2 separate regions of the Mus musculus genome follow, and region 1 is linked to region 2. Evidence: chromatin contacts called from ENCODE Hi-C data. All regions are on one chromosome and are shown on one strand. Each heading gives the region's core, a stretch centred on a gene start or an enhancer-like site at or near the end of the contact. The rest is flanking DNA. Distances are from core to core; before and after follow the strand shown. Region 1 has its middle 10 kb from the start of Ubb. Region 2 overlaps Adam19 (a disintegrin and metallopeptidase domain 19 (meltrin beta)).

Evidence for each region. Hi-C counts contacts between places; a loop is a spot of excess contacts on that map.
Region 1: a loop to region 2 is called in a map of regulatory T cell, with 30 times the contacts of the local background. The contact joins two enhancer-like sites. A Hi-C loop is called at or near these places in 4 of 37 maps with a recorded cell type or tissue (T-helper 1 cell, T-helper 17 cell, T-helper 2 cell and 1 more).

What each region holds. Positions count from the first base shown.
Region 1 is chr11:62,559,490-62,563,238 of GRCm38, forward strand. No RefSeq gene overlaps it. Among named protein-coding and RNA genes, the nearest start is that of Ubb, 10 kb to the left of the region's middle. Within about 2 kb of position 1,256, at least 1 of the 3 ENCODE cell types and tissues checked has a DNase peak (open chromatin) inside an H3K27ac peak, as active enhancers do.
Region 2 is chr11:46,082,349-46,086,408 of GRCm38, forward strand. The region is part of intron 3 of Adam19 (a disintegrin and metallopeptidase domain 19 (meltrin beta)); the gene reads left to right. Among named protein-coding and RNA genes, the nearest start is that of Mir8100, 18 kb to the right of the region's middle. Within about 2 kb of position 2,398, at least 2 of the 3 ENCODE cell types and tissues checked have a DNase peak (open chromatin) inside an H3K27ac peak, as active enhancers do.

The DNA of each region.
Region 1 (3,749 bases), core at 6-2,505, about 16 Mb after region 2:
CTAAAGAAAAAGACTATACCTATATTATTTTCAGAATAAGAATTATACGGGTGTGGGGGTTGGCTAGAGAAATGACTCAGCAGTTAACTTCCTGCTCTGCCAGAGGACCCCAATATGGGTCCTAAAACCAACCTTCTGGCATTCTGGAGATTCATAAGGGTCTGTAACTCCTGCTTCAGGGAGTCTGACATCGTCCTCGGCAGGTACTCGCCTCTGCCTCCTAAGTGATGGGATTAAAGTTATGTGCCACCACAGCCAGTTTAAAAGTAAAAACTTGAAAAAACCTTTTCTAGATGAAAAAAAGAAAAAAGAAACAGAAACAGAAGTGAGGCAGGCAAGCATGGGGAATAGTTTAGCCACCTAGGACTCCACTTGGCCTTGGCTATGTACATACCCCTAGTCTAATAATGCACTTGGCAGCCTGAGAACTCTACCTTCATGCATTGTGTATATACACCCCACTCCAAACTATACCTAGTGACCTGCTAGCAACATGAAACCCCAACTTGGGCTCACTGAGCTGTATACATGCCCTCCCTGAATAAGGTACCTAGCAAATTGTTAGCCACCCAGCGCTTTCACCTACATCCAGCTGTACCCCACCCCAAACAATGAAACAAGTTTTCTCTTCTTAAGGGTGATCAAATTTGGATAGTTTCTATTCAGACATATTCCTGATACTTCCCAGTATGGATAGTAATGAGCCAGACCTAACTGCTTGAGGGTACATGCACAATAAGGATAGAGAACTTTGAAATCAAGCCCCTAACAACTAAACCCTTCCCGCTCCTGAACTCTGTAAAAGAGAGCCCCAGACAGGCAGCTGGAGAGACGTTAGGAGCACTGACTGCTCTTCCAAAGGTTCAATTCCCAGTACCTACGTGGTGGCTTAAAACTGTCTGTAGTTCCAGTTTCAGGAGGGGATCTAACACCCTCTTCTGACCTCCCTGGGCAACAGTCAAAACACTCGTAAAAAATTAATTTTTAAAAAGACATGTTTGTAGATCGATGTGATGCTCCTGAGTTCTCTTCGGGCGGGGCCTAAGCCGCGCCAGGCAAGGGACGGACATTCACGGCGAATGGCGAATGGTCATTCATTGTGAATGGCGACCGCTCTGCCCTTCTCGTTCTGCCAGCGGGCCACTGGTCTCTCCTCCCCATCCGTATGCCTGTGGTGTGTGGAAGGCAAGGGTGCGTGGTCCTCGTGGACGCGTCAGGCGCTCGGTTGCCCTTACGTGGTTCACTTCGGTCGTGTCTCACTTGATCCTCTTCCCCGAGGCGGGGAATGTGGCTGGTGGTATTGCGGTTGCATACCCTTCCCGTCTGGTGTGTGCACGCGCTCTGCTTTTTGCAAGCCTCGAGGTGCTCCTGGAGCGTTCCAGGTTTTGCCCCCTAGGTGCCCGCTTCTGAGTTGGCGGCGGCGCTTCCCATTCCCTGGCGTGCCTCTAGTGCTCCGTCCGGCTGCGTGTTTCGTTTTGTTTGTGTCTGTTCTGTCCGAGAAGCCCGTGAAAGGGGGGTCGAGGAAGGGCGGTAGGAAAACAAAACAAAAAAAACAAAAAAACAAAAAACAAAAAAACCAAAAACAAAAACAAAAAAACGTGTTTGTGTGCCTACTCATAAAAAGTAATCTAAGAACGCATGCAATTACTAGCTTAGCACACTGGGACAGTAAATGATTGGTTTGTTCTGAGTTAACCCCCTGCCTACCCAGATGGCCCTGGAGGATTATAAGGTAAATACCATCAGACTCTAACATAAATTGTTGCAAGTGCTTGATCCCAAACATCCACAAAACGAGGAAAGAGTGCAAGGAATGATAACAAGAAAGTTACAGCCGTCACAGGCCTCACAAGGGTGGATGAAAAAGAACAACTTCAAAAATAACAGGGACACCAGATAGATGGCTTAGCCGATAAAGGTGCTTTTGATCCCAGGTACCCACATAAGGGTATAAGAGAATTGACTCAACAGAGTTATCCTCTGACCTCTACACAGGTGGCCTGGCGTGCACATGCTATGCCCCCATCCCATCATTTGTGTGTGATGATGCCGGGCGTGGTGGCGCCTTTAATCCCAGCACTCGGGAGGCAGAGGCAGGCAGATTTCTGAGTTCGAGGCCAGCCTGGTCTACAAAGTGAGTTCCAGGACAGCCATGGCTACACAGAGAAACCCTGTCTCAAAAACAAACAAACAAACAAACACACACACAAACAGCCCACACCACTCCTGCAGAGAGTACAAGCTCAGCTTCCAGCATGGTGGTCCCCAGATCAACCATAAGGGGTAAGAAGGTGCTAATCGGGTGGCAAGAGAGATGCCAGCATCTCCAGACCCTAGGGTTGGAAATGCTGCTGCTGCTGCTGCTGCTGCTGCTGCTGCTGCTCACGCGACTGAATTAAATGTAGTAGGCTTGACTGGGCTCTGTAGTATCAGAGCCAGCAGCAGCACTGAGATGTCAAAGGCAAGGTGAGTGTAGTTAGCCATGGTAATGGGTGGCACAGGCAAAGCAGGGTCTATAATGGCCTAACCAGTATGGCCCCTTTGGTACTGGCCAACCAGTCATGGTGCTTTAGGAATAAAATAGATAAGAAGTCTGCTAAGGATTTTTGTTGCTGGTGATGGTTAATTTTTTTTTTTTACGGCAGAGGCTGTCCTGAAACTAGCTATATAGACCAGGCTGGTCTCAAACTCAAATTTTCCTGCCTCTGCCTCTGCCTCTGCCTCTGCCTCTGCCTCTGCCTCTGCCTCTGCCTCTGCCTCTGCCTCTGCCTCTGCCTCTGCCTCTGCCTCTGCCTCTGCCTCTGCCTCTGCCTGAGTACTGGAATTAAAGGCATACCCCACCATGTCCAGCCATTAAAAAATATATATATTTAGATTTATTTATTTTATTTATATGAGTACACTGTAGCTGTTTTCACACACACCAGAAGAGGGCATCGGATCCCATTACAGATGGTTGTGAGTCACTATGTGGTTGCTGGGAACTGAACTCGGGAACAGTCCTCTTGACTGCTGAGCCATCTCTCCAGCCCTAAAAATATTTTAAAATCTATTTTATTTCCCATACGTGAAGGTTTTCCCTGCATAGATGCATGTGTACCACGTGCATGCCTACTGTATATAGAAGCCAGAAGCCATCGGATCCTCTGGAACTGGAGATGCAGGCAGCTGTGAGTTCCCATGTGAGTACTAGGAACTGAACCTAGGTCCTCTGCAACAAGTGCAGTTGGTGCTCTAACTGCTGAGCCATCTCTAGTCCCAAGCCTGCTAAGTTTGTGTCTAGTTGGTATAACAGAAAAACCTTGGAATAAATGAAATAATTGGATCATACAGTAGGAAATCCCAGCCCATCATCAACCAGTTTCCAGATTTGAGTCAGTTCACAGACCCAGAAGTCCCTGAACAAAGAAAAGGCCAGGTGTCTTTAAAGAAAGACCTTGTTAAAACACCTAAGAGTTTTACGGTTAGCCCCTTTTCCATCCTTCCCTAGAGGAGCACACATTTTACAAGGGCAAATGTACATTGAGGAAAAGAAAACAATTAGACTTCCTGGGGCCTACTGAACGCTAGTTCTGAATTAATACTATTCCAGGAGATCCCAAGAAACTTCATAGCCCTCGGCTTAAAATCAGGGCTTATGAAAGGCAGGTAATTAATAGAGTTTTGCCTGAAGTCTGACAGTAAATCCAGTGGGTCCTTGAACTCCTGTGGTTATTGCCCCAGTTTCAGAATGCATAATCTGGACAGAT
Region 2 (4,060 bases), core at 1,148-3,647:
GCACTGTTAAGTCCCACCACCTTCTCCTTTCTTTTCTCCTATCTCTAAGACCATGACTCTTCAGCTAGGCTCCTTGGACATTTGAGGATATTTTCTTCCTTTAAAATTTTCTGCTTGGGCAATGAATCATGACTGTTCTGAGGGGAAACCTGTGAGAGGTGAAAGCAGCATTGGGGACCCTGGAGTAACACTGTCAGGGAATTGACGTTTTATCCAGGAGGTATTTTGATTTTAAGGAAATAAGCTTTGCATTGTCTCCATTTAGGGCTTAGTCACACATATGTGTATACACACACATACACACAAATGTACTCACACATTCGCTCACATGCACTCTCCTGATTACTAAATACTAAATGAATAGGTTCTAGGTTGGGGGTGAGATGTAGTTTCTGCCTAAATCCAGCTAGGGATGAGTGTTAGCTTAGAGACTTCTGGTTTTTTTTAATGGAAGTCACTAGGGTCCTGGGTTGAGTTTAGACAATTCATTGAGAATCTCTCTCTCTATCTCTCTCTCTCTCTCCTACCCTTCTTCCCTTCCCTCCTTCCCCTCTTTTCTCCCCTCACCTCAAGTTGTGTGTGGGGGAGGTGGGTGGGTGCTAGTGGATGACCTTGGCGGTTGGGTCTTCAAGGACCACTCACCTTTTATAATTTTTAATTGTTTTTGACACAGGACATCTTATTGTTCTGAAGTTCCCAAAGTATTTGGCCATTGAACCCCAGGAATCTTCCCACACCCCCAGTATTGAGTGAGATTAAACCTGTGCGCCACCATACCTGACTTTTTAAAAGTATGTATCTCTGGGGATTGAACTCCGGTCTTTGTGCTTGCCTTGCAAACACTTCATCTGTGTGCAAACACTTCTCCCCAGCCTTCATTAAGAATTCTTCATTTTGTCCTTCTTTCCTTCTGTCCTGTCATTCAGCACATACTGTGAGTGCCAACTGTGTGTCTGATATTCTTGGGCTAAGTAGTGGCAAGGACATTCTCTGACATCGAGGGATTTCGTGTCGAGTGGAGAAGACACAGACAATTACAGTAGAGCAAGGTGAGCTGCTAGGGTGGAGAAAAACAGAAGGTGCTCTTGGGAGAACTGATCTACTGACCTAGATCAACGTCTTAGGAACTTCTTAGAACAAGGGGGTGAAGAAGGAGTGTGGTGCAGTCTGCTCATGATGACTAAATGTCTGTGTACCATAGTTCTTGTAAGAAAAACAAAGACTAGGTGGAAGATGCTAAGAAATTATACTCTCTGGTTAGGACATCCTGAGCAGAGGAAGGAAGTGAAGACAGGCCCAGGGGTAGGGGGTGGGGGTGGGGAACACATAGGCACGATTTCCTGAAGAGCCTTGCCAGAGTTTATTTTGAGAGCAATGGGAGGTGGTAGAAGAGGCGGATAGGACAGACAGCTCCAAATACACCTTATGTCTGATATGGTGACAAGATGACCCATATGGAGAGGGAAGGATGGATTGCTGGTTTATAAGATGGAGTCATGGAGATGGGGAGATAGAGCAAATATAGGATGAAGAAGAGGGTAGACAGACACAAGGTCTTACTGTGATTTTCCATTGAGTAACGAGTGAGACATCAGTGTCAAGTCCCAGGGTTTGTCCTTACCTTCTGGTGGGACCTGAAATAGGTCAAATTCTTACTCAGATCTTGTTTTCTCTCGTTTGATGAAGTAATGACTGTCTTCATTCTGAGAGTCACGACCTCTGTGGGATCGAAGCAAGATCTGCTAAGGAAATTGCTGTAAAAACTCAACCTGTGTCCCCATCACCCACACTTACCTCCCCTAGTTGCCCTGTCTTATCTGAGTTTTGGTGTTCGAGTGTGTGTGTGTGTGGGTGGGGGGAAGTGTGGGATTCCCATGCTCATGTAGAGGACAGAAGTTGGTATCTGTTGTCTTTCTCTATCGCTCATCGTCTCCTTGCTTCCAAAGATAAGGTCTTATCAAGTTGGGAGCTCGACAGTTGTCTAGCCTGTCTGGTGAACAAATTCCCAGGCGTCCTTCAGTCTCCGTGTCTTTCAGTGAGTGATGGGATCTGAACTCAGGCCCTCAGGCTCACACAGCAAGCTCGTTACCTGCTTTGCCATCTCCCCAGCCCTCACTCTTCCAAACTTCTCAGTACCTCACTTCTCAGGAGCAGGCCTCTGCTTATTCAACAGTAGAGACTTCACTTGGGAGCCTTGCTGGGGCTTGGAAGTGTCTCATATTGGCTTTTGTGGCAAACAGCAATACCTCTGAGTGGATGAAGTTTAGCTAGGCACTCCTCAGCTTCTTGACTAAGCCGGGTGGAAGCTGGGTCTTTCTGATTTAAGGGAGTAAGGCTCTTTTCCGGTCTCTTCATGGCTTCCATGTGTCCCCATGGATTTCCTCCCCTCCCCCCAGGTAGCGTGTTTGGAGAAAACTGGCAGGGACCTCATAGTCTCCTCTTGCATCAGCCTCCCTTGGGAGAGGTCCAGATGGGCCAAGGGGCTATAATGGCTGCATTATATCAAGCATAGTTTCTTTTTTTCAAAACCTTTCAGGAGAAGGGAGTTCTGGGAAAAAGAATTCCTTTGGAGAGACACTGAATCATAAAGGAAAGAGTGATCTAAGCTTGGAAGGGCCAACAGGGGCCCTGTTTTTCTGGAAGCTCTTTATTTCTTGCCTTAACCAGATTCTAGATTTAGGGTTTACACAAAGGTCAGACTAGATTGTGAGATATGTAGTATAACAATGTGGTTGGGACGAGTAGAGCAAGAGACTCTCAGCTCCCAGTGTCTAGGCCAGCCTTACCTTCAGCACACATACACAAACTTGACAGTACCCACACAACTATACACACACACACTCACACACAGGAATACATATACGCATATATGCACACTTCCCTCATAGTTTTATAACTAGAGGAAACTAGAGGTCGGCTTTCATACCAGTTCTAAAAAGAAGGAAGGTGGGTTTGAAATGGGTCTGAGTTTCTGGGGGACTTTCTGGTAAAACCTGCCTCCACGTGGCCTGTCAGCTCTTTTCAGGTATTTTCGTGGATCATCTTCATCCTGGGAGAGAGGTAGGTCCCCGCAGGGTAGGAGTGATACCAGCCTTTGAGGGCTAATGCTCAACAATCCTCTAGCACGGTGCCTGGCATATGGCTGGCCTTAGTCAATATTTGTAGTGTGAGGTGGGTTGCAGACGTAGGTCCTGGAGCCAAGCACTTAAAGTAAGTGTATGACGAAATCAGGACACGAGGAACCCAGGCTTTCCTACAGCCTCTAATACATACTACGAGCGAGGTTGGACAAACGCCCTTCCTCTGCCAACTCCTGACCTAGCTGCCACCAGGATTTCACATATCCTTGTGGACTGAGACTTCTGTGTTTGGAAACAGATTAGAACTTTCATGACAATATGTTACTTTTACTCTTTTCAGATTCCTTATCTGTAAAAGGGAAAGACTGAGCAGAGAGGTTAGGGCATAAAGGTTTTTTCATTATTATGGTAGATGCCTTGCTTTGGACTGGATCCGGGGATATCGGCTGGCTCTTTGGGATCTGCTGCTGGGCAGGGCCTCTGATGTACTTGCAGTGTCACTCACCATGACCTTCAGAGCTGAGACCTTCCAGTCCTGGCTTGTGACCAGGTCATTTGGCTAAGTTAGAGCAAGAACCTTGGCCAATTCCTAGTATCCTAGTCTGCAGTGTACTGAGATGGGAGGATTCACCTAAATTCAAACTAGGCCACTGTCATCTGGCTAGAACTTGGCCCAGGTGCTAGGCAGGGTAGGATAGTAGCCTACTGTGGTCCATGAGGGGCCCTTTCAGTGGTCCTCACTTGTGTTCTGAGATGCTAAGAATCCCAGGGCAGGTTTAGAATAGTTCTCAAGTATTTAGCCAGAGGCACCCACCTTTGAGGGTGCTAAGTTTGTGTTTTCAGATACCCACTCTGTCTTGTTTCAGGGTCAGATATACCTGGTCCCCTCTTCTGAGTTTCTTAAAAGATCTGGTGGCTTCTTGGAGATTGCTTTCCTCCGCTCCCCCAGGCTCAGTCATAAAGTCTCTCTTCATAGTATG